Regions from separate parts of the Homo sapiens genome. Here regions 2 and 3 are each linked to region 1. Evidence: chromatin loops called from intact Hi-C (ENCODE). Cell type or tissue: heart left ventricle. All regions are shown on one strand. Each heading gives the region's core, and the rest is flanking DNA. Links, peaks and the distances in the headings are about the cores only. Region 1 overlaps VLDLR-AS1 (VLDLR antisense RNA 1). Region 2 overlaps SMARCA2 (SWI/SNF related BAF chromatin remodeling complex subunit ATPase 2). Region 3 has its middle 300 kb from the start of VLDLR.

Region 1 (10,613 bases), core at 3,818-8,817:
GTCTTTAAGTGAGAGAGTGTGTATGTTTGAAAGAGAGTGCGCGCGGTTGTGGCTGGTCCTCTGTAATAGAACAAGACTGAAATAACCCAGCCTGGGATGAGGAGAAGGGAAATTGCTAGCGCAGCTTTGCATTTGCTCATCAACGATTATAGTTAATTGCTAATTGCACAAAATGATAGTTTGAGGGCCTGTAATTAAAAGCTTAACCTTTTCTTGTTTGGAAGAGAGGGGCCCCATACGTTTATTCCTCTTGATATACTTTGTAACATTCAATTACAAGAATCGAGGAAAGAATAAAGGAAGCAAAGACAAGACTCCTAGAAAGGGTTGGTTCTTCTTTTGTGCCTGACAGTACCTGAGTCTATAATTTGCTTTTTGTGTACTTCAGTTTTCTTGCACACTTAGCCCTGGTTGAGGTGCATTGTCTGCTGTGGTCTGTTGAGCATCTAACCAGAGTGGGAGGGCACATCGAGCGATTTCACTTTCTTAAATAAAAGGTTTTTGGTATTTTGAAAAAGTTGTTTTTATCTTAATTCAAACTTGGAAGGTTTCAATAATATCATATTCTGACTCTATTCTGTTGGTGATCTGAAGAGCAGCGGGCACTGCCTCACTGTCTTCTCCTTGCCCTGGTTCTCCTGGAAATTTGTCAAGGCTAGCAATCAGAGGAGATGTTTATTAGGAACTTACTATATCCAGGAGACACACAGGAGAGGAAAATTCCAGTCAGGATAGGTTTCTGTGGGCCAAAGATATCCTGATTGTGACTGCTAAGCATGAAAGGGCTTAACTCTACGTATGGATGGTATCTTGCACTATAGCTCATTTTGAATGCTATTTTGCCCACCCTGTGGTTACATAGTTGATACAAACTGCAGCAGCCACACAGGTTGCATGTGAAACAACTGAAATTTGTTTGTATGACATTTAGTAGTGAAGATGCATGCCGGTGTTATTCACCTAATGGCATTGAGATGTGATAGGAAAACCTTAGTGCATGATGTCTTTCATATTCTCAGGGTTCTGAAATGCCATCTGATGAGCTACTGCTTTACAGAAGAGGAAAGGAGTAGAAGGGATGGGTGGAATCAATACAAAAAGAGGCAGCATTAATAAACAGTCATATGACTTGTTTTTAATACTTTACTCAGAGATACAGGTATACTACAAGCTATACATTGATATGGTATAATAAGACTTAACTTTGAAAAACGTGTGTGAGTACTTTCTAATTCTCCAAGGGATATAAATAAACTTTCAGTGAACTTAGCTGCAGCTCTGTATTCAATCCTGTAGCTTTTTTGTTGACTCAAAAGAAAGCATAACTTTTGGCTCCATCTCTGATTGACTGTGTAACTTGGGAAAAATCACTGTGCCTCTCTGTGTCTGCCTTTTGGCCTGTAAACTGAAAAGAAAGCCAAGCCACATTATATCAAAGTGCTCCGTGGCCTCAAGGACCAGCTCTCTGCAAGGTGTTGTTTATTAGAAGAAAAAGGTTGTATGGAGAAATTCATTGGATTATGATAGAAAGTAGCTAATAACTAAAAAGATAAATTGATGATAAGTGGATATTGAAGTGGTTGAACTAACAGAGCTAATTGATCATAAGTGGAGACTGAAATGGTTGAACTAACTGGGTTCAGAGAAGTTGACACTGCTGGATTCCCGACGCCGTCAGGTAAATGCAGAGGCAATCCCATTCACTCCTACAATCCACCACATTCATTTATTTGTTGAAGCAACACATAGTGAGCATCCCTGGCTAACGGGCACTGTGCAAAGTAGTGGGCATACAGAAGTGCTTATCTAGGAAGCTCAGCATCTGGTAGGGGAGGCAGGCAAGTGGGCAACTGTAGTACCCTATGTATAGCACTCTGATTAAGAGATGCTTAAAGTGCTAGAAGATTGCAAGGAAGAAGCAGCTATTCTGGCTGCAGGATGAAGGTATCAGAAAAGGCTTCACAGAGCGTTTGTCTCTGAGCTTTTTTCATAATTTTTACCCGGTGATCTGAATTCTCCCTACTTCTGGACACATGGTAGGATTGGACGTCCTGGCCCCCTTATGGTTGGATGGGGTCGAAAGACTAACTTTGGCTAATTATTTGTGAGCCTAAGTTACAGGGTGCCACTTTCAGACCGGAGCACTTAATTGCTTATGTGAAACCCTCTCTTTGTGTCTGCGTGGTGACAAGAAATGTTTAAGAGGTGGCTGCTGCATTAGCCCAGGTCTCCGAGTGATTCGATTCATTTAGAACTACCCATGTGAGTAGTTCCCTGCTGTCTATGTGTCTTTAGCACTGGTCACATAGAGTAGAGGTTAGCAAACTAGGGCTCATGGGCCAAGTCTAGCCAGTCACCTGCTTTTGTATGGCCTACAAATAAGAGTGATCTTTACATTTAAAAAGAGTTTTACAAAGAAGAGGAATAGTGTGCAACAGAGACTGTATGTTGCTCCCAAAGCCTAAAATATTTACCATCTAGTCCTTTAGAAAAAAAAAAAAATCAAACAAACTTGCCAACCCCTAACATAGAACGGGTGAGAGAGTAGTAAATCTTTGTCATCTTCATCTACTGAGATTTTGTTACCTCAGCATAACCTAGTGTTAACCTGACTGATACACCAGGGGAAGAGGGAAGGAAAACCATGGTGAGCAGAGGGCACAAAGGCAAAACAGCAGTATCTATTCAAGGCAATGGAAGGGATTCAGGGTGATTCAAGGGTGGGGTTCAAATGGACTAACAATGTGAAGTAAGGCTGAAGAAGAAAGGCAAGGACTGGATTAGCTGGAGTCTAGGATGTCATGCTAAGGCTTTGGATTTTATCCTGTGAACCATAGTAAGGACTTGTGATAGATTTTGATCAGAGGCCTGACATCCAGTTTCTTTTACTGTGACAATGGTATGGAAAGCAACTTGTTTAGGGTGTGGGATAGGGTCAGACTAGAGGAAGAAACATTAGTTAGAGGCCCCAGTAGTGAGGGAGTGCATTGAAGAAAGTAGAGGAGGCTGGGTGTGGTAGCTCACACCTGTAATACCAACACTTTGAGAGGCCGAGGCAGGCAGATCACCTGAGCTCAGGAGTTCAAGACCAGCCTGGGCATCATGGCAAAACCCCACAAAAAATACAAAAAACTAGCTGGACGTGGTGGTGCGCACCTATAGACTCAGCTACTGGGGGTGGAGGGGGGCCTGAGGCAAGAGAATTGCTTGAGGCCTGGAGGGTGAGGCTGCAGTGAGCTGTGATCATGCCATTGTACTGCTGCCTGGGTGATTCAGGGAGCCGTGTCTCAAAAAAAATAATAATAAAAATAAGGGGAAGAAACTACCGTTTGATTAGTCAGAAGCATTCAAATAATTCCTCCATGAGATTTTTCTCCTTGATTTTTTTGGCTTTATCTCCTTGAAGCATTTTCCAAACATATATAATCCCTGTGTATCACTGGCTATGTCTGCTAAAAGTACAGATTCTCAGGCCCCTCCGTTGATGATCCTGATTCAATTGGTCTAGGGTAGAACCCAGGAATCTGTATATGTAACCCTATTCTAGTTGATTCTTAGGATTAGTCATGATTAAGAAACTGTTTTAGAGAATGACTTCTTCAGTGCCGTTTAATTGCTAAGTAGGTTTACTTCTGTCATATTTGTGTAAATTAATTTGTCAAATTTCTCCTAAGGGAGTAGGTTAGGACCCATAGAAAATGCTAAGGTTGATGCTTATCATTATTTTTCTTCAAGATCCTTAGACTGATAATATTGGCATCTGAAATAATCTTCAAACCAATTTGCTAATTTGTAGTACTCATCACTGTGATTTCTACCCCACAGCCTCAGCATAGAAAGTAAGATGTGAAATGAGCTGTCCTCTTCTGGGGCCATCCCCTTCTGAAGTGTTTCGATGGTAACTTCACAGGCCTCCATTCCATTATTTTCTAATTGTGTGACAGCCCAGGGAAATGAGTGGGATTCCCCCCTTCTAGGCTCCATGAGTAGGACCTGATGGTCAAAATCAGTGGGTCATGCATTTTAGCTTCCATCAGAATCACTTGGAAGGCTTGTTAAAACATAGATTGCTGGGCCCCACCTCCAGAGTTTCTGGATCAGTAGGCCCAAGAATTTGCATTTTTAGTAAGTTCCCAGATGATGTTAATGCCACTGGTCAGGGAGCATACTTTGAGAACCACTGTTCTGAACCCATTGACATCACTTCCCCCCTTAGCTACTGTAATTGGTTTAAGGGCCTCAGCCAGTCAACCTATGACCTTCCTCTGTTGGCATTGATTGGATGCTTCAGCCTTAGGCACATTACAAAAGCTAGCTCAGTTACGACGAAGCTCAGGGCTTTTGCTTGGCTAGAAAGGCATTATCTTCTAAGTAATGAGATGTGTGGACGTAAGGCCAGAACTGCTTCTGCCATTTTGCCACCCTGAAGGAAGCCAGTTGGAAGACGAAACTGACTTATGGAGAAGAGGAAACTGAAATAAATGGCACTCATATTTGTAAGCCCAAGCCCAGATCAGCTTGTTTCAAAAGCTGCCATTCCATCGGACTTCTTGTTTACCTGCACCAAAAAATTCCCTTTGTTGCTGAAGTCGGTTTAGATTGCGTTTTCTCTTACTTGCTACCTAAATGACAGAGGTGCCCTCTTGAGGGATGGAATGTGCTTACCTGAAAGCAATAGGCAAAACTCTGCACATGGCTAACCCCTCCTGGAGGGCATTCAGAAGAGGAATACAGGTATTAGTAAGGACAGTTTTGAACAACTGTATTCTTGTGTAACCTGGCCAGATGAATTCCCCACTCTAAATCAGGGGTTAATGTGGACGTATTATAAGTGAATGCCGATTGAGGGTTACAATCTGGTAACGACAAGGTTTTTGAAATTCCAAGGCCAAAGACAATTTTACACACTGCTTTTGAACAATTTCAGAAAGTAAAAAATGTGGCCAAATGTAAAAACAGTGGAAATTCCAAAATGGGTTGAATATGAGGCTAGACAAATGATTATTAACTGGAAGCAATTGTAGACCCAATCAATGTTCGTCAATGTCTTGAGACATTTTTCACTGTCATGCCTGGGGAGAGGTACTCCTGGGAGATGTACCCTCTACTGGGTAGAGGCCAGGGATGCTGCTGAACATCCTACAGTGCACAGGACTGGGCCCCACAATGAGTTATTCAGTCTAAAATGTCAATGGTGCCACAGTTGAGACATTCTGAGCTAGACTTAGGAGAAGTCAGATGGCTCTGTATGCGCGAGATTTTTATCTGGGTTGGGTGGAAGGAGATTACTTAGGACTTGGGCGGCCTAGTAGAAAGATGTTCTATCTCACGACAGAGCAAGGACAAGCTGGGTTTTGTCCGGTCAATGACAGATGTGAATGCAGTGTCAGAGGAGGTTGTGGGTGGATTTACAGAACGGGGAGATGTAAAGCAAAACACATGTAGTTTACATTTTAAGTTGAAATAGGTCAGTGTAGGGCACATTCTAGGCTGCATTGTGAACTCACCAGGGTTCTTTGTTTTGTAGCGTTGAGTTTTGTTTCCTTTGGTTTACAATGCAGGAATGAAATACTGTACCACTTATTTTTGGAAGCCCTGATAATTAATTCCTACGACTCTGGCCCCAAATTTGATTGTTCTCACTTGTCATAAATGTAATTTATAGGAGGTTTTGGAATATAGGGCTATAGCATTTAAAACACTCTTACAATGGGAGTTTCTATGGAAATAGAGGCATTGTGGCCTCTACCGAGTTAGTTAAGCATAGATTGCTTATTAGAACATAAGAATTTTAATCTGCAAGTTAGAGTAATGAAGCAAGTTCTTTAAGTATTACCATTTCACCATGATATTTCGTTTTTGAACTTTTAAGAGTTTTGTGGAAGTAGATAGTTGATTTATTTAATGTTTTCTTACTTAGTTATGTAAGGAGGTTTAAATTCATATTATACTGCTGCTCACATTCCTTGAAGGGCTGAGTTTCTGAATGAATATGCTTCCTTCCAGCCTGGCTATTTGGGAGGGTTATGTCCTAGCATCTCTATATTGTTTTGGAAACACATTTATGAGGAGTTCTAATGCTGATAATGACCATGTCTGCAGAGTGGAGGGGAGGCCCAGTTTTTGAGCCTGGCTTTAGGGTTATACGGTACATGTAAAAACTGCAAGTAACTCAGAATTTTTGGAGGACAGATTCCAGAGGAGATACTGGAGAGGAAGGCAAGTACAATTAAGGAAGGCATTTGTATATTGTTTGTTTGTTTATCCGCAAAGCATTTAGTAAGCCATTGAAGGTTTTTGATCAAGAGATGATTTGTTTGGATATGAGTATTTATGAATATGACTATCTGAAAAGGTGATTATGGCTGTATGGGATCCAGAGGGCATTCTTGTGGTACCTGAAAGCCTTTGTGTGTTGAATGAATGCAGAGAGGCAGTATTGGTTAATGGTTAAGAGAGTGGGTGCTGGAGTGAGTCTTCCTCAGTTCAAAGCCTGGCTCTGACCCTGTGAAATCTTAGGCAAATTATTTAGCCTCTCTTTATGCCTTAGTTTTTTCATCTGAAAAATGGGGGTGGGAAGAACACCCACTTCTTATGAGGGTTGGATACATTTATAATAAAGCATTTAGAACAGTGCCTGGCATATAATAAATCAGCAGCTTCAATGTATAAGAGAGGCAATTACAGGTATGGGCCTAGGATTTGAACAACGTAAGACTGTGGTCCTCAACCCTGATGGTACATTAAAGTCTCCTGGAGAGCTTTTAAGAATATCAACACAGGAACAACTCTATCTAGGCCAACTGAATAACATGTCTGGAGTGGGGCCTGGGCACGAGCAGTTTTTAGCTTTCCAGGTGAGTCTAATGTGCATTCTAACTGTGACTCACTCGGTGTCAAGCCTGAAGCTGTGGCCACTGGGGTATAGAAGGGGAGCTGTGTGGTAGGTTTTGAATGAGAATGCACTCTTAGGCAGACAGGGATGTTGTGGTGACTGTGGCAGGAGAAACAAATGCAAATTCCTCCTAGTGTTCCACAACAGCCTCCCAGTCGTCACTTTATGCATCCTGCTCCTGGCCAAGCATCTCACATCCAGCTAGATTTGTCAGCTGTAAGGGAGCCAAGAACCATGGGAGGTCAGAAGCTGGGCACAGCTAGACTGTTTGGAACCCAGCTGGTGTCTACCTATCAGGTGATGGATTACATATCACTGGTCTCATGCCTTCACAAATAAATCTACCAACAAGGACTTGTTGAGCACCTTCTTTTGGGACCTACAGTGTGCCAGGTGACTGGAGGGCAGCAACCAGATAGCAATGTGGCTGCTCTCAGGGGTGAGTTGTTATTGTTTTGTTTGCTTTTTCTGCAGGAGCCAAAACTCAGGCTTGTTAAGTGGTAATTGACAGTCCTTCTAAGGAAGTTTCTCTTGGATTTGCTGCCAATAGGAAGAGAATTATTTCTCAGAGCACTATAGCATTCATTTATCGAGTGCTCACTCAATTATGAGGCATGACAGAGTTTGCCACCTAAAAGAGGAAAGACCACTTAATGATTCCTAGAGTCAAAAGTCAGGAATAAATGGATAGACAGATCAAAGAGTTAAGGGGATTCTATTGTAATTGGAGAAGCACTTTTAGCAGGAGCCAGGTCTTCCACTGAGATCTTAAAGGAGCTCTTGAATGAGTTGTGTGTGAGGGAAAGTATGCTTTTGAACATAAAGAAATAGTGATTTGGCCAGGTGCGGTGGCTCACGCCTGTAATCCCAGCACTTTGGGAGGCTGAGGCGGGCAGATCACCTGAGGTCGGAGTTTGAGACCAGCCTGACCAGCGTGGCAAAACCCCCTCTCTACTAAAAATACTAAAATTAGCCAGGCGTGGTGGTGGGCACCTGTAATACCAACTACTCAGGAAGCTGAGGCAGGAGAATCGCTTGAAACTGGGAGGTGGAGGTTGCAGTGAGCTGAGATCGCACCATTGCACTCCAGCCTGGGTAATAGAGCAAGACTCCGTCTCAAAAAAAAAAAAAAAAAAAAAAAAAAAAAGTGATTTTCAGCTGTTCCTGTGATAGGATAACAAGGTGTAGGCTGTGGTTTTATTGCTAAACCACGGTGGGAGCAGATTTAAGATCTGGTAGAAAGTGGAATTCTATTTTGGAATTCCGTTTCCCCGACCTCAGGAGACATTTGAACTCTCTCAGAAGGCGTGTTTATCACAGCAATTTTCAGAGTCTCATTGTTTTTCTGAATGGACGAGGCTTGCATGTGAGAGAAATAAGAAGTTTCACCCTTTGGGAGAAGTTTCCTTGTATAATTGAAGAACTGGTCATGGTTACTGACCCAAATTAAAAGATAATTGACTGTTAATGACCCAAATCAGACCTCGTTCCTAAATTGACTTGGATTTGATTTGGGAAGAAGAAAATGAAAGGTCATTCGGAAGCACCAGAGAGGTCTCTTTGTGGATAGAGATGGAGAGGGGAAATGTTGGGATTGGGAGAGGAAACTTGGGGAATGAGACATACCTGAGACTGCTATTGACTCTAATATTTGCTTTTTGCATTCTTAGCCATAATACCACAATTGATATTGATAACACCACAATATCAACAGTGTCCTTCTTTGCAATCAAAGCTTTCTATTTTCCTGCTATGAGAAGTAAATACTGTGAAGGCAAAAATTATGATTTAAATACTTGAAGGGCTTACAATGTTTGTGGAATTGAATTGGAATATGGGAAGAGATCTTTTAATCAGGTTTTCTTGGTGAACTCTAGGCACGTTTCAGGGCATCTACAAGGAGGATGGATCATTGTTTAGTTTTCTCTCTTTATATTTCTTCTTCCCTCCCTTCCTCCCATTTGCCAGGGACTGCAAGAAAAGACAAAGAAGAGATGGAGAGAGAGTTGGCTGGCATAAAGACTGCTCAAAACAAAATGACAGATGCTGGCAAGGATACGGAGAAAAGGAAACCCTTATATGGTGTTGGTGGGAATGTAAATTAGTACAGCCACTATGGAAAATAGTATGGAGTTTCTCAATAAACTGAAAACAGAACTACCATACTATCCAGCAATTTCATTACTGGGTATTTATCCAAGAGAAAAGAAGTCAGTATATCAAAGGGATACCTGCACTTGCATGTTTCTTGCAGCACTATTCACATTAGCAAAGACATGGAATCAACCTAAGTGCCCATCAATGGGTGAATGGACAAAGAAAATGTGGTATAGCTACACAACGGAATCCTATTCAGTTATAAAAAAAGAATAAGTTTATGTCATTTGCAGTAACATAGATGGAACTGGAGGTCATTATGCTGAGTGAAATAAGCCAGGAACAGAAAGACAAATACCTCATGTTCTCACACTCATGAGGGAGCTAAAAAAGTTGATCTCATGGAGATAGAGAGTAGAATGACAGATAGCAGAGGCTAGGAAGAGAATGGAGAGACAGTAAAGAGAGGCTGGTTAATGGATACAGATATGCAGTTAGACACAAGCAATAAGCTCTAATGTTTGATAGTAAAGTGACCATAGTTAAGAAGAACGTATTATATATTTCAAAATAGCTAGAACGGAGAACTTGAAATGTTTCTGACACATAGTAATGATAAATACTTGAGGTGATGAGTACCCCAAATACCCTGATTGAACCATTACACCATCTATGCACATAACAAAATATCACACGCACTCTATAAATATGTCAAGTATTCATATCCGTAAAAACAGTTTTTAAAAAGACTCCTCAAAACAAGCAACAAAAGATACATGAAGGTCTTGGGAGATCTCGTCTTTCCTTTGCAGTGATTTCATCATAGACCTTGCCTGGCTAGAGGGGCAGTTTTCTAAATGTGAAACAAAAAAATGATCACTATGTCTTACATAGTATGGGAAGAATGTCTTGAGTTTGTGTGTTGCCTTTCTTCTGAGTAGGTTCAAAGTACTTTGCAAACATGACATCAGTACTCCCTGGGAGGAGGCTGCAGGTGAATTCTGAGGAGAATAATCCCTTTTCAGCAGTTAGGAGGAGCTAAGGCACAGATCAACTTCCTCAGTGAATTTGTGCAAAGTGTCCCCTAACTGTTCTAAGTCTCATACACAGAAGGATGGCATTAATACTTAATGTGGCTAGATGAAGTCTAAGTGAGATCCTTGATGAACTCCATGTCTTATACTTTAAAAAGGCACACTGTAAACTTTTATAGTTTATTTTTTTCTTGCCAGTGGCCATTCTTAGAACTGGCCTTCCTCTAACATCCGTTTGTGGAGCAAGGCAAAAATAAAATGACAACAAAACAAGAGATACCAAGTAGTGTTTATGTTAGCATGACTTGCTACCAAATTGGATCACCTCGGGTAAAACTTGGAGTCTTAGAGGATCCCCTGGAGAGGGAAATGAAGCATCCTTTTTCCCTCTGTTGTTTTGATTAGGATCTTGTAGCAAAGTATGGCAGTTAAAAATTCTGTTAGTAACTTGAAGGAAAAATAAATCAATAGTTATAATTTGCAGTAGTTACAACTTCTTTTTCTGTTTTTACTAAGAAATTTAAGTCTCATCCACTAAAGCTGCTTGTATTTTCCTTTTTTGATTCTAGCTCCCCTCCCTTAATCTC
Region 2 (10,613 bases), core at 3,196-8,195, 470 kb after region 1:
CCATGGCACCCAGCCTTTCTTCACTTAAGTTCTTGATAGGGTTGTCTTCCAAAAGATCTATCTCATCAGCATGAAATATTCCAGGATCATCATAAACCTGCCTCCATCTTGGGATTCGGGGTGAAATTTCACGGAAGCATCCTGATTTACACTAGTGGTGTCATCAGACTATTTAACATTCATCAGTTCATGGTGACTTCTGAGACAATGAAACCAGTCTTTACTGGCAGTCAAAAGTCCTCCTATAGTCTCCATGTAATTACCATTTTCTTTTAATTCAGAAACTAACTTCTTTGGCCTGAATACTAGTCACACTAAGCAGGATTTTTAAACACTTTGGCCTGAATACTAGTCAAACTAAGCAGGATTTTTAAAAATCATTATGGTCTTCCAACTAAAGTAAAATACTCAATTTCAATCATAAGTGGTTTTCTGTTCCTAGCGCAATTTAAATTAAAATATATTGAGATGACTTTACTGTGTTTTTTTTATATTCATTGGACATTTTCAGTGTGGTTTACATATTTTTTAATTCATTTATTTTTTATTTTTGATACGAAGTCTTGCTCTGTCACCCAGGCTGGAATGCAGTGGTACAATCTTGGCTCACTGCAACCTCCACCTCCTGGGTTCAAGAGATTCTCATGTCTCAGCCTCCCAATAGCTGGGATTACAGGCAGGCACCACTGGGCCCAGCCAATTTTTTTGTATTTTTAGTAAAGACGGGGTTTCACTGTGTTGACCAGGCTGGTCTCAAATTCGTGGCCTCAGGTGATCCACCTGCCTCATCCTCCCAAAGTGTTGGGATTACAGGCATGAGCCACTGTGCCCAGCCTCAATCTGGTTCGTACTGTAGCTTCATGCTGGCCTGGGTCTTGTACTGTCTTCGTTATCCTGTTGCCATTTTCACATCTCATCACAACAAATTTCACTTCCTTCATTACTACTACCTGTTTCTTTGCAGCACTTTCATCTTTGGTGGCCAATTCCCTCTCCTGATGAACTATTTTTTTAAATGTCATGTTTTCACTGAGAAAGAAGGCAGCAACACAGCTACATACTTTGCTGTCTGTGCATGAACTGAACAGACGCTCGCTAACAAATCACCACCAGATTCTGAGAAGTGATATGATTAGTTATTGATCAAAATGTACATGTGTCATGTACATAGTGATTTGTGAAGTTAGCCCCAAAGTCTGTGTTTTATGTGCAGTGACTCGGAATTGCTATACTATAGTGTTATGGGCTGAACTGCATCCCTCTAAAATTCATACGTTGAGGTCCTAATCCCCAAGACTTTAGATTGTGACTGTATTTTGAGATAGGGCTTTTAAAGAGTTAAAATGGCCCTAGGCCTATATGACTGCTGTCTTTCTAAGAAAAGGCTGCTAAGACACAGATGCACATAGAGGAACAACCCCGCATACATACACCAAGGAGGTAGCCATTTACAAGCCAAGGGGAGAAGTCTCAGAAGAAACCAAACCTGCTGACACCTTGATCTCAGACTTCCAGCCTCCACACAGTGAGATAATAAATCTCTGTTGTTTAAACCACCAATCTGTGGTATTTTATAATGGTAGTCCTAGCAAACTATTACATAGGGTAACTAAAATTTGTCATTGAGGGACTGGTGTTTAACTATATCCAGTGATGGGAATGTGTACATATGGAATGGTGCAAAGCAACGCTGCTCGTAGGCACATATAACACACCCCTCGGAGTAAACGATGGCAGGCTTTATCTTTCCTGCCATCCTATAATCTAAGGGAAACTGCCCCACCCACAGCATCTGCTGCCTGCGCTGCCATCTTCTGTATCAGGCAGCTGCTATCTGTCCTAGTCTCACCTGATGGAGATGGGAATGGTCCCCTGTTCTCAGAGTACCCTGTCTCTAAGCTTGTGTGGGGCCTGGCATGAGGGTCTCTGCACAAGCACAGCCAGAGTGATTGGCTGAGCCAGTCAGTTCACTTCTATTAAGAATTTGAGCTGCAGGTGTGAAAGAACATGTCCAGTTGGTATGGCAGTAGAAGTTGAATATAGGTCATAAGGTAGCATTATGCTAGGGATGTTATGAGTAGAAGCCATGAATAAGCAGAGGCCAACAGGAGATATGCAAAAAGTATACTGTGTGAAGGAGATGACTAGCTCTTCCCAGGGAGGTTCTAATTCCTTGCACTCACACACAAGTATTTGGTTAGCAATAGATACAGACGCATGTACTCACATACATGTATGTACACATACATAAATACACATAGATGCACATACACATATTATTAGAGTGTCAGTAGAGGAGTGTCTGGTTCTAGTTAAATTTGAGAAGCCAACTTGAAATGTACACTCATTTCAGATCTAGTCTGTATGCTGTTGCTAAGTATATAAAAGGTTATTTGTCAAGTATGTCTATCCCACTTTATTTAATAAAGCTAAAATGCCAAACAAAATTTTGAGTTTTGGTTAGCTAAGAGCTACATATATGTGGCAAAGACAATTTGCTATCCAATAAACTTTAAAATGAATCTCTAAAGCGCAAAAAAATAAGAACAAAGGTGAACATGGCCAGTGATATGGTTTGGCTCTGTGTCCCCACCCAAATCTCATCTTGAATTGTACTCCCATAATTCCCACATGTTGTGCGAAGGACCCGGTGGGAGATAATTTGAATCATGGGAGCGGTTTCCCTCACACTGTTCTCATGGTAGTGAATAAATCTTACAAGATTTGATAGTTTTATAAGAGGTTTCCTTTTTCGTTGTTGTTTTTTTGAGGAGTCTCACTCTGTCGCCCAGGCTGGAGTGCAATGGCATGTTCGTGGCTCACTGCAACCTCTGCTTCCCGGGTTCAAGCAATTCTCCTGCCTCAGCCTCCTGAGTAGCTTGGATTACGGGCACCCACCATCATGCCTGGCTAATTTTTTTTATATTTTTGTAGAGATGGGGTTTCACCATGCTGGCCAGGCTGGTCTTGAACTCCTGACCTCAGGTGATCCACCTGCCTCAGCCTCCCAAAGTGCTTGGATTACAGGTGTGAGCCACCACACCCAGCCAGGGGTTTCCACTTTTGCATCTCTCTCATTTTCTCTTGCCGCCACCATGTAAGAAGTGCCTTTTGCCTCCTGCCATGATTCTGAGGCCTCCCCAGCCATGTGGAACTGTAAGTCCAATTAAACCTCCTTTTCTTCCCAGTCTCAGGTATGTCTTTATCAGCAGTGTGAAAACAGACTAATACAGGCAGGTTTTACTAATAAACACACTTAGCTATATTCTGGCCCTGCATGGCTTCCATAGCTTTTTGGTATTCCAAGCCAGGACTAGCCGTTTTGCTGGTAATACATGGCTGAAATCAACATGAAGAGTTGGTGGCAGAGAAGGAGACACCAGGAGACCAGGTCAACTGAAGCACAGTCAAGGATTTGCGCAGGAGAGACAAACACAAAGTGCTCTAATGGGCAATGGCAAGATCTATAGAAAACAAGCTGGGCACCGTGGCTCACACTTGTAATCTCAGTGCTTTGGGAGGCTGAGGCAGGAGGATTACTAGAGGCCATGAGTTAGAGACCAGCCTAGGCAACATGGCAAAACTCTGTCTCTACAAAAAATAAAAAAATTAGTTGGGTGTGGTGGCATGTGCGTGTGTCTCAGAAAAAAGAAAGAAAACATCTCCTTATACCTAATGCTAAATGACGAGTTAATGGGTGCAGCACACCAACATGGCACATGTATAGATATGTAACAAACCTGCACATTGTGCACATGTACCCTAAAACTTAAAGTATAATAATAATAAAATAATAATAAAAAAAAGAAAACATCTCCTAAAATGTGTTCCAGAAATGGAGTATCTAGAGAAAATTTTAGAGGGTATACAACTGATAGTCAATAAATCTGAAGGAAATTAAGAGGCTCACTCAACTGACCACTACTTATGACTCTGCCTACTGCACAGACCTTCCTTGTCTAGGCCACTCTGCTCTTGCCATTTGGCTCAAATACCAATGATCAGCTGTGTTCCCAAACATGTTGATGTTAGTTATACTTATTACTGGAGCTACATTAATTCAATTAGATAGTACTTACATAAATGAATATAATGTAACTGTGAGAAGAAATTGGGTTCTTAGTTCTATAAAGAGCATGAACAATACAAGACTCCAAAAAGGTGAGTTTCTTTAAAAACAGCAGCAGCAACAGAAATGCTGTTGAATTTGGTGAGGGCTAGACTGTTACAACTGGGAGGCAAGTGTAAACTCAGCATGCTTTGTTAATATTAGGATTCTCATTCATGGCTGGGTATAGTGGCTCACACCTGTAATCCCAGCACTCTGGGAGGCTGAGGTGCAAGAATCACTCAAGGCCAGGAGTTTGAGGGAGGCTGCAATGAGCTGTGATCATGCCACTGCACTACAGCCTGGGTGAGGCCCTACTTTTTTTTTTTGAGACGGAGTCTGGCTCTGTCACCCAGGCTGGAGTGCAATGGTGCGAACTCAGCTCACTGCAACCTCTGCCTCCCGGGTTCAAGCAATTTTCCCTGCCTCAGCCTCCCAAGTAGCTGGGATTACAAGTGCCCGCCCACCACGCCCCGCTAATTTTCGTATTTTTAGTAGAGACAGGGTTTTGCCGTGTTGGCCAGGCTGGTCTCGAACTCCTGACCTCAGCTGATACTCCCGCCTTGGCCTCCCAAAGTGCTAGGATTACAGGCGTGAGCCACCACGCCCAGAACACCAAAACTGGAAATCCTAAGTGAAACATTATAGGTGTTATTTCTGTGAGAAAGATTATGTGTGATTTATGTGTTCTAGCCAGTTTACTCAAAGAGGCAATCTCAGCCTTACAATGAAAGATGTGGCAAACAGATATATGCTTTTAATTAAAAATTACATGTACATATAAGTGACATATTATTTTCTCACCCTAATGAATGTTTTCGTTGACCAATGCACCACTGGTTCTGATTATTTAAGAAGGCATCTGCTCTTCCATCTTTTTGGAATGGGGGTCATAAAGAAGGTCATAGTACCTTGCTTTTTTTTTTTTTTTTTTTGGTCACTCAGTACATTTTTTCCCTGTAATAATACTTAATAGCTCGATTCTGTACTTTTTCTAAATAGTTATGAGCTGTATCCTATTGCTCAGATCTTAAACACTTCTGTCATGAGCTACTGCACTACTCAGTTTCTTAAATTCTCCTCAGTCTATCAATTCCAAGCCTGCCTGTATGGAACTGTCAGAGATGTTTGAAGCAGAGCAACTCCATCTTGAATAGGGGCTATGTAAAATAAAGCTGAAACCTACTGGGCTGCATTCTCAGACAGTTAAGGCATTGTCAGTCACAGGATGAGATGGGAGGTCAGCACAAGATACAGGTCATAAAGACCTTGCTGATAAAACAGCTTGCAGTACAGAAGCCAGCCAAAACCCACCAAAACCAAGATGGTGATGAGAGTGACCTCTGGTGGCCCTCACTGCTACACTCCCACCAGAGCCATGACAGTTTACAAATGCCATGGCAACATCAGGAAGTTACCCTATGTGGTCTAAAAAGGGGAGGCATGAAAAATCCACTCTTTATTTAGCATATCATCAAAAAACCACCACAAAAATGGGCAAGCAGCAGCCCTCGAAGCTGCTCTGCCTATGGAGTAGCCATTCTTTATCCCTTTACTTTCCTAATAAACTTGCTTTCTCTTTACTGTATGGATTTGCCTCAAATTCTTTCTTGTGCAAGATTCAAGAACCCTCTCTTGGGATCTGGATCCGGACCCCTTTTCAGCAACATCTTTCTGGTGACCACAAAGCCACAATACCTAGGAAACCCCCGATCCAAAGGCTAACTTTGAGTAAGTGGTGGGATCCGGTAACAGAATCTAGAGATCTCTATGATCTGATCCTACCCATCCTGATTTCGCATATTTCTTATTGCTGTGGACTAAATGATTGTGTCCTCCCAGAATTCCTGTCTTGAAATCCTAGCCCACAAGGTGATGGTATTAGGAGGTGGGGCCTTTGGGAGGTGATTAGGTCATGATTGGGAATAGTGCCCTTATTAAAAAAGACCCCAAAGAGCTCCCATGTCCCTTCTACCATGTGAGGACACAGCAAAAAGGCACTGTCTATGAACCAGGAAACAGAATCACCAGACATGGAATCTGCTGGTGCCTTGATCTTGGACTTCCCAGCTTCTAGAACTGCTTATAAACCAATCTATGGTATTTTGGTATAGCATCCCAGACTAAGACACCCAGCTATGCGAACATTCTGCAAATAATAGGAACACAAAGCCCATGCCACACTGTAGCATGCCATATTTATTCCCACCTTTGTGATTACTCTTACTTCTCGCCTGGGATGTCTTTCCCAATCCCCTGTGCCTATGCACATTGCATACATGTTCAGTGATCAACTCCCATTCCACTACCCCTCCAGGTGTGCCAGATCATCTTGATTTTTTCTTCTTACAAAGATAATGCCTTCGTTTTTCTCAATTCCCCTAGAGTACATAGCACAGTAATGAGGGAGGGAAACTAGATACTGTAAAAACAGTTGAGAACGAATTCAACTTTTAGATAGGGTTCCCTGGGAAAACTGCTCTTAGATATATATCCATTTATGGAACACTAAGTCCAAATGTATTTGTTCTAGGTATTTTAATGTCAATCTTCAAGTACTAAAGGATAAACTCTAGCATCAAACTCTCTGCATCTTCCCTACTTCACCCATTCCTCACCTCCCCTTTACTGTCAGGTGTCTAGGGTCACCTTTACGGATGATTCTACCGCCTGACCACACAATAAAATTCCTTGGCACCCAGAAGGACATTAATAATTTTAAAAAAATTGCCAAAAGCTTTCTAATTCCCACATCTTAGTCTTGTCTAAACTCTTTTATTTACTTTCTCCTCCATTGCTCCTTACTTAAAATATCTCTCCTTTCTATAGTGTTTGGGTTTCTCTCTCTTTTTTTTTTTTTTTTTTTTTTTTTGAGACAAGAGTCTTCACTCTGTCACCCAGGCTGAAGTGCAGTGTTGCAGTCTCGGCTCACTGCAACCTCCGCCTCCCGAGTTTGGATGATTCTCTTGCCTCAGCCTCCCAAGTAGCTCAGAGAGACTACAGACATGCACCACCATGCCCGGCTAATTTTTGTATTGTTAGTAGAGATGGGTTTCACCATTTTGGCCAGACTGGTTTCGAACTCCTGACCTCAAGTGATCCGTCCGCCTAGGCCTCCCAAAATGCTGGGATTACAGGCATGAGCCACCATAACCAGCGCGTTTCTCTAAGTTTACTAGCCACATTTTTCTCTCCTTAAATGCAGATTCCCCAACTTTTCTTTTGGCTTTTTTTTCATTCACAGATTGTGAATATGCAGTCAAATGTGGGCAATTACCCTTTCTGAGTACACACCAGGCACCACTAAGTCTGGATGTCCTCAGCAGCAACAGGTGAGATGAGTTGTGATCAGCAACAGGTGAGATGAGTTGTGATCAGCAACAGGTGAGTCTCTTAATGACCTCTGGAGGCCTCGCTGCTAGAGAACTTCACTACTGCCCCCCTGGAGGGGACATAAGCCATAATTCAGGAAGGCTGTTAATTTTACTGATCCTGGAGACGGGGCTCTTTTGTGGACTCCTGCTGAGCAGCCTAGATCATAGACTCCAATCCTCCATATGGTGAGTGCTTTCTGAGCAGCTCCTAACTACTGATGGGAGGCTCCTGAGAGGAATCTAAGCCCTCCTCCTGGGTGTAAAATCTGCCATGGGGATCCTACTTGCCTCTATGGCTTCAAACATGACCTTGTCGGGACTCAGAAAGTGATACCCCAAAGACTGGTGCCTTGACATGCTTAGAGGCCTTAGAAGCTGCCTCAGAATCGAGGTCCTTCTAACCTGGTCTTGTCCCACCCCCATCCAGCGAAGGACACAAGAACGGACTTGCTCTGGAATTTCCTCATCTGGCCAAGAAAGTTTAACAGTCACAGTACGCAGGGGTCGCCAACAGAAACACAACTGTTTCCCTCTCCTCCCTGAAATTTCATTATCTCAGAAAAGAAGACTGAGGAATGCAACCACATCTGAGAAGACTCCTTCACAAGATAATACCTGCCTCTTGGGCTCATTCAAATTTCAAGAAAAAAATCATTTCCAAGTTAACTTCTGTCCATTCATTTCCTCTAATGATTGACTGCCCCCTCAAAAGAAATGCCTACATCCCCCCCCATCTCCCGGCTCCCCTATGAAAAGGGTATGTACGATTCTGTATTGCACTAGGTTATTGGGTAATCATCCTCCTGTGAGTTCCCCGTGCTATGCCTGTTAACATTTTGTATGTCTTTTCTCCTATTAATCTGCCTTTGTCAGTTGATTCTCAACGAACCTTCAGAGGGGAAAGGGGGAAGTTCTCCCTTGGCCCCTACAACCTCAATGCATATGGCTTCAAAAATTATCTCTCTAGCCTGCGCTTCTTTTTGGAGTCACCAATTGGGAATTCCACTGTCCTACCAAACATCACAAATCAAGTTTATCACTTTTCCTTCAACCAAGCAAATATTTCTCTTTGTGGATCCTGTCCGTCTCATCTAAAGGTAGCATCATTTCCCAGTTATCTCTCCTGGAAATCTTTAAAATGATCAGTTTCCCTTATCACATCCCTGCAGTCCTATTTGTCATCATATAGTTTACCTCTGAAATAGTTCATAAGCAATCTTTTCCCCCTGGTCTCCCTGCTGTCAGACGGGTCTCCTCTCCCACAGGGTCACATTTAAATGGCCTCCCTTATGGGTTTTCCCTGCCCTTTCTTTGACCTCTTCAATTAATCTTTTTCAATGCAAATGGTATCTTCTCTCTGCTTAAACAGAGGGACACATCATTCATTCTCTCATTTCAAATACGCTCAGGCTTTGAACTCTTTCTGTGAAATAGAATAAAGCCCAGATTCTTTGGTCATGCATAGCCTCCAGGGTCTGGCCCTAGCCTCATTTTTCCTCCCCACATCTACTGCTGTTAAAAACTCTGTCCCAAACACACAGTCACAGTAAGCAGGGGTCACGTATTTCCAAGCCTTCGTATACTTCCCTTGGCCTGGAACTCTCCTGATCCCTCTTTCCTACCCAAAGCATCCTCATCTTTTAAGAAAAGGCTAAAATACCATTTCTTTTATAACATCCTACGCAGTTCCCTCCTTCCCCTGTACTAGCACAATACATTACAGGTACTTTTATCCAGGTTGTTTAATTCTGCTTGTATAAGTTTCTTTTGTTTTAAAATATGTCCGAATCTCCTATCATCCCGAAATCTGTTTAAGAACTTAAAAAAAATCATTTTAATCAAAATTGCTTCCAAAGGCACTTAAATTGATGCCTTACTCACCAATGGGACCCAAAAATGTTGGTGAGATACAATTAAGTCTTTATTGTTTACCCCTCTGCTTTCTCAGGATGACAGAGCTTGCTAGGGAAACGCGTTCTAACAACTGGCTTGGATGATTACTGCTCAAGGGAGGACCACACAACTACACAGTGAATAAAAATAAGCCAGAGAAATGGGGCAAAATGAAGATCTTTGTTCTCAGTTTGCCCTACTCCAGCCTCACCTCTTTAAACTGCCTTTATTTTAACTAGTAACTACACAATCTTCTTATTTTAGCTTTGAGAGTTAAACGGCTTGAAGACGTTCAACTCTACAGGCTATTAAATAACATTTATAGGAGGCCATTGGTTTGGACTGACCTCCTGCACTAGACTCAACAGGCCAAACCAAAATGGAATCACCCTTGCTGAAGTTACACACCACTGAAACCAAGCTGTTTATCTGACCTTCTGAGAAATCAGGAGAGAGAGAGAGAATACCAAATCCCCAAACAGGCCAGTTTAAGCAAGCATAAGGAAGTTCCCTCTGCTTTAACCTTTAAAAGGAAAATTAACTTTGAAACAACCAATATGCTTTTTGTTCTATTTCTGCTTTCCTCTACCCTTTCTATTAAGCCAACTTCCTTTGCTTGACGTTGTCTGATTCTAGAACAGGAAAAGCCAATTAAAAACTTTAAATTTGATGTCATTTTGTCTTTTGACAAAGTAAAAAAGATTGTCCAGTGTCACCCAAGACGAGGAGCAGTGAAGACCAACACCCACTAGCCCAAAGGTAGAGCATCTGCAACTTGACTGATGGAGCTAAGGGCCCTACCTTCTCGAGAAACAGAGACAACCAAGGAGAGGGAAACTAACCTGTAGGTCCTAACTGCTTGGCAGAAGGAAGTCCACTAAGGGGCCCCTACTGTAGGAGCAGCCAGGTTAACAGCCTTCACGGGCAGGTCTCATCACCTGCCCCCAGGAGGCTGTCTTCAATTCTGCGTAAGTCCTCCCCGGGCCAGCTAGACCACCTGTTGCTGATCTGACGCGCTCCTGCACCTTTTCAAGAAGAGGCCAGAATTCACAAGCCAGGAGATCAGCTCAGTGGGCAAAGGGGCTGTAAACCAAAATGTGATTGACTTTCACTAAACTCCCATAGTCCTATAGTTTTTTTTAACATATTGAAGAGGCACATCTATGCACAGACTTGCATAGATGGCTTGGATGATTACTGCTCAAGGGAGGGCCACACAACTACATAGTGAATAAAAA
Region 3 (10,613 bases), core at 2,996-7,995, 290 kb after region 1:
CCCCTCTCAGGTCAGCAACTGTGGTTTCAGTCTTTCTGTGAGGCGTTCTCAGGGACAGAGCTCCCTGCTTGTTATCACAGTTCATTCTTTGCTGGTTCAGCGCAGTCTCTGGAGCAGTGCCGTTTCCATAGATCCAATCTCTGCACGTGGATGTTCACAAACCTAAAACAGGAGAAGTTTATTTACAAACTCTTTTAACATAGAATCATACATGTAAGAAAATGGAGGGTTACTAACAACTAATCAGATTAGAAAAGAAGGATATGGCTAACGTCACACCTCTAGCGAGGGAGATGGAATTGGGACCCAAGGGCCTTGACTCCTAATCTAGTGCTCTTTCCTAATACCACATGGATGTATGAACATAATAGTAGCAACATTTGTTGAGTGCTTACATATGCTAGGGATTATCTTAAGTGCTTCATATGAATTAATCTGCCTAATTTTCACAACAGCCCTGTGAGGTGGATGCTTACTTTTATTGTTCTCATTTTAAAGCTGAGACAATTGAAGTACAGAGAAGTTAAGTAACTTGTCAAAGGTCACATGGCTAGAAAAATATGGAGCTAGAATTTGAAACCATTCCGTTTGTGCTTTTCTATCATTATCATCATCACCATCTCATGCTTTCAAGAAACCTCAAGAAAAATTCCTCCCTGGGTTTAACCTCTTTTCCATTAAAATAAATAAATAAATAGGCCGGGCGCAGTGGCTCACGCCTGTAATCCCAGCACTTTGGGAGGCCAAGGCGGGTGGATCACAAGGTCAGGTGACAGAGACCATCCTGGCTAACACTGTGAAACCCCGTCTCTACTAAAAATGCAAAAAATTAGCCGGGTGTGGTGGCGAGCACCTGTAGTCCCAGCTACTCGGGAGGCCGAGGCAGGAGAATGGCATGAACCCAGGAGGCAGAGCTTGCAGTGAGCAGAGATTGTGCCACTGCGCTCCAGCCTGGGTGACAGAGCGAGACTCTGTCTCAAAAATAAATAAATAAATAAATAAAATATTGAGGTTTTCTAAAAGGCTACTTAGAAAAGACCCAGTACAGAGTATAGTTCCTGGCCTGGTTGGGTTCTCGTCACTCCAATATCATCAGCCTGTCCCTCTGGTCACTTCTTACCCAATGTACATGCAATGGAGATTCTTTACACAGCTCTTGGGCTAACTCACTGATATCCCTTCCAGATATTAGTATTAATATAATTCTGGAAAAACATGGACTTCAGAGTATAGACATGAGTAAGAACCCAGGCTTTTCCTCTTCCTAGCTATGTGGTTCTTCTCTTAATGCTCTCCTTCTTTGAGGGATCATTGTCAGGATGAAATAAGTCATTTGCTCCTTTACTTAAATATTTTTCATCCCTCATGCTACATTTGTATAGCCTCGTATGTTTAGTAAGAACCAGACAGCAGAAATCCTACACCCAGCTCTGTTGCTCACCAGCTAGGAGACCTTGAGCAAGTGCTTAACCTTGGTTACATTCCTCTGTGCCTCGGTTTCTTTTCTGTATGGGGATATTAATGGTATCTCCCTCCCAGGATCCTAGTGAGCACTAAATGCATTCAAATATGTAAAGCTTTAGATGAGGATGTGGCATACAGAATCCATTACATAAAAGATGGCTATTAGTATTATTATTCAGTTGTGTCTGTCCTGGAAATACTGAGATGAATGAGAAGCTCATAGTGAAGGAGTCAGATGCATGAAGGGACACTTAGAATCTAACACAGTTAAATGTGGTTAAAAAAAAAGGGGGGATGTGCACTGAGAGATCCGAAAGCCTAGAAAACAGACCCCTGGCCAGTGATAAGGAGACAAGGGGAATCTTGCTGGAAGAGGGTAACCTGAGCTGAGTGTAAAGGATGGATTCAGAATCAGTCAGTGCGGTCAGAAGTGGGAGGCATGATGTATGACAAGCCTTCAACCTGGTAGACATGAAATACATGTTTCATCACTCCACCTTGCCCTCCCATCTTGTTCCCTGCTGATGGCTTTTCTTTCCAGGCTGACCTCATACGTGCAGACATCCCTTGGCCTAAGTGTACAACCTGTCTGCACCTTTGGCTACCTCCTTGTCTAGGCCTCCTTCTCTTCAGAGGGATGAGCAGCAATCTTGTACATTTCCTTACTATCAGGACCAGAAATGCTGTATTCCTCTTGAGCCAGGTGAGATAACCCCATCAAAACCTGACCAGGTCAACCATACAGTAACTCTATAACCTTGCAAATCCCAATTCCCACAAAGCAAATAGAAGAATACTCACTGACCCCAAAAATGCTCCCACTCAATAGAAAATCAGTTTCATTAACTTATAGTCCCTCCAGACTTGCCTGTAGGTTGCCTATCTTTATAATGATAAATTAGCTAGTGCTTCTGCGTTATCATCCTTGCTCTACTGTGTGCCCATTTTATCTGGAGCTTTTGACATGGTGAAGTGGACAAATTAAAAATTGTATATTCACAGAGAACTCTGTGTGTGTGTGTATGTATGTGTGTGTGGTTATTGTTATTGTTCTGTAAGAAGACTCTCTGCTATGAGACTACAAGTCTCCATTTTTAGTCTATTTTTCAGTTGGTGTAAACAAGTATTAGTGCTCTGGGTTTTGGTTTTGCTTATATATAATAGATTATTTTTCCCAAGTAAAAATATACCATCAATAATAGGAAGGAAAAAAAAAACCATAAATAATTCAGTTCAAGGCAGTATCCAGATTCTGACTTGAGTGTTCCCTTGGTGTAACACCCTAGCATTCTAGAAGTCAGGCTTGATAACCCCACAGTTAACAAAGAAATGTCTGCCATGCAATTACATAAAAATTGTAACTTCTGGGTGATAGAAGATACTATAAAGAAAGCTAAATGACAAATGACAAACAGAGATATTAGTAACATGTACAACAAAGGATTTACATCCAGAATCTATAAAAAGCACCTACAAATTGATGCGAAAAAGACAAATGTCCCAACAGAGAAATGGGCTTGAGAAATGAACAAGCAATTCACAGACGAAAAGCAAAAACTCAATAAACACATGAAAAGATTTTCAACCTTATTAGTAATCAGAGATATGCAGATTAAACCCATAATAACCTATCTTTTTCTCTATCACATTTGCAAAAATTTAAAAGTTTGAGGACCTGGCACTTTTATACAGTATCAAACTCTTTTAACATAGAATTATACATGTAAGAAAATGGAGGGTTACTAACAACTAATCAGATTAGTATAAATATAGATATAGTATTAGATATAGATTGGTAAACCTGTTATTATTTTAAATATTTCAATTTTAAATTGACCCCTCAATTCTACTCTAGGATTCCATTCTACAGAGATGCTCACCCATATGTGCAAATATTTATGTAATAGGTGTTGATTGTACTATAATTTGCATACAGCAATAAATTTGGAAAATTCATATCAATAAAGGAGAATTTAAATAAATGTTAGTTCACTCATAAGATGGAATACTTTGCCAACCTTCAAAAAAGCAAGATAGACATGGAAAGACCGCCACAGCACATTATTAGTAAAGAAAGTAGTTATTTTCAGCGCTTTGGGAGGCCAAGGTAGAAGGATCACTTGAAACCAGGATTTTGAGACCAATCTGGGTAACATAGTGAGACCCCACCTCAACAAAATAATTAAAATTTAGCTGGATATGGTGGTGCATTCCTGTAGTCCTAGCTCCTCAGGGGTCTGAGGCAGGAGGATCACTTGAACCCAGGATTTCAAGGCTGCAATGAGCCAGGATCAGGACACTGCAGGGCAGCCCAGGCAACAGAGCAAAACACTATCTCTAAAACAAAAAAGATAAGTAGTTACAGTGCCATTCATGTTTTTGAAAGTCATGTAGCATATGTACCTATAAGTGTGTGTAAATGCGTGGAACAAAATTAGAGAAAGACACGGCGCTATTAGATTGAATTACGTGATATTGCAATGTTTGACAGTTTTTGACCTAAAAAATGGCAATGTCATATGGTTCAAGATATTATTAAAATAATTAAATGGCATACAATACAGAAGGTATATTTAAGAGAAGAAACACACTTTATAGTATTCTTTAAGTCTTTATAGGGGTTATGCATTTATGTATCATGGAATAAAATGTTTAATGTCTTAAAAGTAAAACTCCAGATTTGACATATTTGTTATGAGTAATAATTGCTTACCTTGTGATATATGTCTGCGTGATTAATATGTGTGCACCTAATGTGGTATGTATATGTGTATGTGTATAATTCAGAAATAATCCTATTATGGTCATTACTGCAAAACTTACAATGTACCAGGCACTGTGCCACTTTACAAACATTATACCACTTAATCTTCACAAAAATATGAGAAAATATTATATGCATTTTTCAGATAAGAAAATAACCACTGACACCAATAACTGTCTACATCCCATCTGAGAGAGATTAACATGCCCACCATCACAGGACTAGCATGCAATAGGATGAAGATTTGAATCTGAGCAGTCTAATCCAAGAGCACCGATCGTAATCACCATGCAACCAAGGCCTTAGACCATGTACCTCCTCCCTGTATTGTGGCCCCTGTTTGAAACCACAGCTCCAGTGTGGCAACCATTTAGACCACCAATGGCTGTTGTGCCACTGAGATGATCAGTACTTCTAGGCTTGCCACCAACAATACCCTTTTTCACGTTGTTTTCAGTTTTGTATCCCACATTTTGAAAGATTCTTATCCTGATCAACATGTAATAAGTCATAAATAAATTCCATTTATTCTATTATTATTTACCCATGTTTTCATCTGCATCCTAGAAAACACAATTGGAATATTTAACTAGATAACACAATTGGAATATTTAGACATGTTTTTAAATGAAAGGACCATTTACAGAAATATAGAGGAGTTTAAAAGAGTGGGTCTCAACTTTGCCCCTCAAGGGACATTTGGCAATATCTGTAGACATTTTTTATTGTCACAACTGGGGTGGTTGCTATTGACATCTAGTGGGCATAGACTGGGAATGTTGCTAAACATTCTGCAATGCCCAGAACAGCCTGCACCAACAAAGAATTATTTGGCCCAAAATATCAGTAGTGTTGAGGTTGAGAAATCCTGCTTTAAGGTACCAGACAAGAGATGGTAAGGTGCTCAGGACCTAGCAACAGGAGGAAGCCATTACCACCCCTAGGTCTGAGGAGGAGGAAATGAAGCAGTGTTGCAAACACCCAAGTGAGATCCAGGTGAGGGAAAAGGGAACTGCCTAACAGAAGTTATGGTCAAAGAGGGAAGTAGGCATTCCCAGAACAGCACAAAGAGGGTGAGGAAGTAGAAAAAATACCACATTTTTTTCTCCTTCCACCTTCTAATCTTCTGTTGGTGATTCAGGGTGCCCAGGTGTTGCAGTTGTTAAGGTTGGCCTTTCAGAGCAAGAGTAGGGCAAAGAAGGGAGAGGATTGAAACTCAGGGATCAGGGAATGAGAGAAAAGAGAGAAAACCAGTATAATGCAATTAATAATTTCAATGTTCAATAAGGATTCATAATTAAAAAATGTTATGAATTGAATGTGTCCCCCCAAAATTCATATGTTGATGTGTGTGATGAGGGGGTTTTGGGGATGTGGGGACTTTTAATGCAATTAGGTTTAGATGAGGTCATAAGGATGGAACCCCCATCATGGGATTAGTGTCTTTATAAGAGGAAGAGACTAGCGTTTTCTTTTTCTCCCTCACTCTGTTAATCTCTCTGTGTTCCTCTACCTCTCATATCCCTCCCTCTTCTACCCCTTCTCATTCTCCCTCTACTCCTCTCCCTCTTTCTTTCTCTCTTCTCCCTCCAGTTCCTCTCTCCCTCCTCCCTTCCTCATCTCCCCCTCTCTCTCCCCCACACTTTCTACCTCTCATGTGAGGATACAACAAAAAGACAGCTGGCGTGCAAAGGGCCCTCACAAGGAAACAAATTGGCTGGCACCCTGATCTTGAACTTCCCAGCCTCCAGAACTGAGAAATAAATTTCTGTTGTTTAATCTGCCCAGTCTAGGCTATTTTGTTATAGCAGCCAAAACAACTGAGACACCAAGAAAGTGGTGATACATTGTGAAATCAGGTAAACCCTGGCTGGACTGTGGGGTTAGTATGCAATAAGTCAAGTAAGCAAACCAACTCTGGGCAGTCACTGTTACCCTTTCCTTTATTTGGGGTGTTGTCCAAGTTTGACCTGTCCTGGAAGCATGCTGTCAGGTATCGTCACTCCCTGATCCTGGCTCCAATAACCCTGTCAAGACTACTAATCATTCATGTTTCAAAAATCCAGTCATCAACAGCCAATCAGAGTGTCCAATGTAGATATTAATGGCTATAATTCCCACCAAAAACGTAAAAAAATTGTTGGGTCAGAGAGCCAATAACTCATTATGGCTCCTTTAGAACTTTAAAAAATATCAAAAAAATAATTCATCCGAGCCTCCATCAACTCCAGGCTGGAAGCCCCTGAAACGGCACGAGCATGTACTCATTCCAAAGGTCACAGAACTTTCTGTTAGGTGCCACGTCAGACTGAAAGTGCACCCTCGGTTGTTGGGATGAGACTGTCTTCCTCTAGCTGTTAAGAGGTTGGAGTCATTCATAATACCAAATTTATGTGTTACATGTTGAATATTTAGAATGGCTTTGACCTATAGATCTTAAGCTTCTTTAAATAGAAATAGTTCTGACTAATAGATCTCTTTAGCATTTTAGTGAGTATCACAGGGGTTCAACAGAAGCTGAGAGCTGAGCAGGCTGAGGTAATATGAGAAGACTTCATAAAGAAAGTGGCCTTTGACTGCATCCTGATTGATGTTTAGAATGTTTGAGAGACAGGCAAAGTGATTTTCCCATGAGAGAGAAGTCATGGGATAGTTCTGGAAGAGCTTCTGTGTATAGGATACTTGACCTGGCATTCACTTACCATGAGAGGCAATGTAGGCTAGTGGTTAAGAGCACAGCCTCTGGAAATGTCTCAGTCTCAAAGCATAGCTCTACCACTCCTTAGATGTTTGTACCTCAATCATCTTACCTGTCTCATTGGGGTAGTAACTTACCTCATGGGTTCACAGTGAATGCAGTAATACATATAAGTACTTAGTAAGTATTTCCTCTATATTGGCTATTCTTAATACTCCCAATATCCCAATCAAATTGGGCTAAATTGGAGGGATGCATTCCAATTGGACTGCCAATACCTCCTTACAGATGAGAGTTACTGAGATGAAAAGAAAATTAACTATATTCTTCCACTTTATACAGCTGGGATGAGGAAAGGCTATGACTCAAACTGAGGAGTCCTGCTTGTTTCTAAATTCTGCATACCTTCCTCTGTCTACCACACTGTCTCTTCCTCCTCTGTGCTCAACAAATGTGTTTCACTGGATGCAAGAGAAGAGCCAACACAGCTTCATTCTATTTTTTTTCACCCCCGGGCTGAAACAAGCTATTTCATTATAGAAGATTGTATTGTGTTACACACCCCAATGCTGATATTGGATATCTCAATCATTCCAAAACAAATAGGTTTAGATTCTACCCAGGCTCTATTCCTTTGTTTTCTTCAAATGACTTTTCTACCTTACTATTGCTTTCATTTCATAAATCTGACAAATAATAGTAATAACAACAACAAGTAACACCACTGATTAAACACTTGCCTAGTGTGCTAAGCATTTTACAGGTAATCTCTCATTTAATCATTACAATAGGGTCTTATTACCTCAATTTTTACAGATGTTGGAGTAAGGATAAAAGAATTAAGCCAGGCTTGGGGCAGTGGCTCACGCCTGTAATCCCAACACTTTGGGAGGCCGAGGTGGGCAGATCACGAGGTCAAGAGATCAAGACCATCTTGGCAAACATGGTGAAACCCCGTCTCTGCTAAAAATACAAAAATTAGCTGGGCATGGTGACGTGCGCCTGTAGTCCCAAGCTAACTCAGGAGGCTGAGGCAGGAGAATCACTTGAACCCGGGAGGCAGAGGTTGCAGTGAGCCAAGATCACGCCACTGCACTCCAGCCTGGTGACAGAGTGAGACTCCGTCAAAAAAAAAAAAAAAAAAAAAAAAAAAAGAATTAAGCTGCTTGCCTAAGACCACACAACTAGCCAGTTTAGTAGTTGGAATTTGATCCCAGGTCTGTATGGTTCCACTGTACACAATCCTTAATTCACGATGTGTTTCTTAGAATATTCTGTAAGCATAAGATTAAGAATTATAATTGTCAAAGTCATCAGAAAGACCTCAAACTTTGTTTCATGTGATGCGATTATTTCACACAATAGAATATTCTCTTCAACAACAATTTACACAGAAGCTCAATGTACAGAGATGATTGACCTGCTTCTCTGGTTACGGTAGCACAGCCCATATTTAAAACTACCTACCTCCCCCCATAAAACCTTTTCATCTCCCACCCTTTAGCTCTGATGGAAACTGAGGCACGTGGCTTTAAAAACAAGTGAAATGCTAATAAAATGTAGACCCTATTTGAATATTGATGAGAGGTGTTCAAATGTAGATGGAAATGTGATTATTCCTATCCATAAGAAAAAGCTGCTCATTAGTATTAGTGTGATATTATATGATTGTCCTGATGTGATAGAGATAAAAATATAGAAAAAGAATGTAAAATTGTGTAATCTTTCAGACTAGCAAGCCACCTAAGTGATTTTAAATGTTTTCGTTAGGAAATGTAGCACTGGAGGGGTGGAGCAAGATGGCAGAATAGAAGGCTCCACCAATCATCCCTCTGAGGACAACAATTTAACAATCATCTACACACAAAAAAAAACTTTCGTAAGAACCAAAAATCAGATGACCACTCATAGTACCTGGTTTTAACTTGTATCACTGAAAGAGGCATTGAAGAGATAGGAAAGACAGTCTTGACTCACTCATGCCATCCCTCCCTCTGCAGCATGGTATGGAGAGCATTTCTGTGCCCTGGGGAGAGCCAGCAATTGTAAGGCATTGAACTCAGTGCTGCCCTTATTATGGCAGAAAACAAAATCAGACCAAACTTAGCTGACACTCCTCCATGGAGGAAGCATCTAAACCAGCCCTAGCCAGAGGGGAATAGCTGATCCCAGGGTCAGAACTTGAGTTCCCACAAGCCTTACCAACATGGACTAAAGTATGTTGAAACTCCAAATAAACTTGAAAGGCAGTCTAGGCCACAAGGAATGTAACACCTAGATGAGTCCTCGGGCTGAACTAGGCCCAAAGACAGTGGACTGGGTGGGGTGTTGTGGGGGAGACACACATGATGTACTAAGATTAAGCCAGCCTGGATGGCTCAGGGAGTGCTGGCATCACCCCATCCCTAACCCCAGGGTGCACAGCTTGCAACTTCAAAATAGACTCCTTTGTTCTGATTGAGGAAATGAGAAGAAAGAGTGGGGAGGACTTAGTCTTGCATCTTAAATAGTAGCTCAGCCACAGCAGGATAGGGCTCTAGTCAGAGTCATGAGGCCCCCTTTCCAGGCCCTAACTCCTAGACATTTCTGGACACACCCTGGGCCAAAGGGAACCTGCTTCCTTGAAGGAAAAGACCCAGTCATGGCAGAATTCACCATCTACTAACTGAAGAGCCCTTGGGCCCTGAATAACCAGGAGCAATACCCAGGTACATTGAGTGCCTTGGATGAGACACTGAGACTTTCTGGTTTTAAGTACCAGCTCAGCCACAGTGGGTAAGGCATCAAGTGGGCTCTTGGGGTCCTTGATTCCAGGACTTGGCTCTCAGATGGGATTTCTGGACCTTCCCTGGGCCAGAGGGGACCCCACTGTCCTGAAGCGTGAGTCCTAGGCCAGGCAGTATTTACCACAGTCTGGCTGAAGAGCCCTTGCGCCTTAAGGGAAGATCAGCAGTAGTCTGGCAGTACTCCTGATGGGCCTGAGGTGATACTGGCCATGAGGTGAGACTCCTCTGACTCTGGTGAGACTTCTCTGTTTTTGAAAGGGAAGGGAAGCATGAGAAGGGCTGCATCTAGTGGTTCGAGTGCTAGCTCAGCTGCAGTACAACAGAACACCAGGTAAATTCCTAAGATGTTTGACTCTAGTCCCTGGCTCCTGGATGGCACTTCTGGACCTACCCAGGGACTGGGGGAACTCGCTGCCCTGAAGGGGAGGACATAGGCTTGGGTGGCTTTGCCACTTGTTGATTGTACAGCCATAGGGCTTTGAGTGATCATGGTGGTAGCCAGGGAGTGGTTACAGAAGGCCTTGAGAGAGACCCAGGGCTGTGCTCACTTCAGGTCTGACCCAGTATGGTGCTAGAGGTGGTGGCCAAAGGGGTATTTGTGTCCGTTCAATCCCAGCTCCAGGTGGCTTAGAAACAAAAGAGAGACAACATTTGTTAGGGAGAAAGTAAGGGAGGAGAACAAGAGTCTCTGCCTGGCAATCCAGAGAATTCTTCTGGATCTTAACCAGGATCATCAAGTTGGTACCTCTACAAGTCTGCAAGAACCACAGCATTACTGAGCTTGGGGTTCCCTCTAAAGCAGATACAGCTTAGATCACAAAACCCAAGTCCTTTTGAATATCTGGGAAGTCTTCCCAAGAAGTTTGGGTATAAACAAGCCCACACTGAGAAGACTACAATA

The links. A loop is a pair of places that touch in the nucleus more often than their neighbours do. Peaks named below come from ENCODE experiments on the same cell type or tissue, not always from the same donor. Only the 100,000 strongest peaks of a DNase experiment are listed, where the experiment ranks them.
Region 2: a loop joins it to region 1, with 3 times the contacts of the local background. A loop is called at or near these places in 27 of 110 quality-filtered maps.
Region 3: a loop joins it to region 1, with 2.1 times the contacts of the local background. A loop is called at or near these places in 5 of 110 quality-filtered maps.

What each region holds. Positions count from the first base shown.
Region 1 is chr9:2,610,469-2,621,081 of GRCh38, reverse strand. All of the region lies in intron 1 of VLDLR-AS1 (VLDLR antisense RNA 1), which reads left to right. Among named protein-coding and RNA genes, the nearest start is that of VLDLR, 6.0 kb to the left of the region's middle. In heart left ventricle, for the core only: no CTCF peak of the experiment used is centred there; no DNase peak of the experiment used is centred there; H3K27ac peaks cover 2,117 bases.
Region 2 is chr9:2,141,672-2,152,284 of GRCh38, reverse strand. The region is part of intron 27 of SMARCA2 (SWI/SNF related BAF chromatin remodeling complex subunit ATPase 2); the gene reads right to left. Among named protein-coding and RNA genes, the nearest start is that of SMARCA2, 130 kb to the right of the region's middle. In heart left ventricle, for the core only: a CTCF peak has its summit at 5,455 (motif pointing left); no DNase peak of the experiment used is centred there.
Region 3 is chr9:2,316,324-2,326,936 of GRCh38, reverse strand. No RefSeq gene overlaps it. Among named protein-coding and RNA genes, the nearest start is that of VLDLR, 300 kb to the left of the region's middle. In heart left ventricle, for the core only: a CTCF peak has its summit at 4,995 (motif pointing left); no DNase peak of the experiment used is centred there.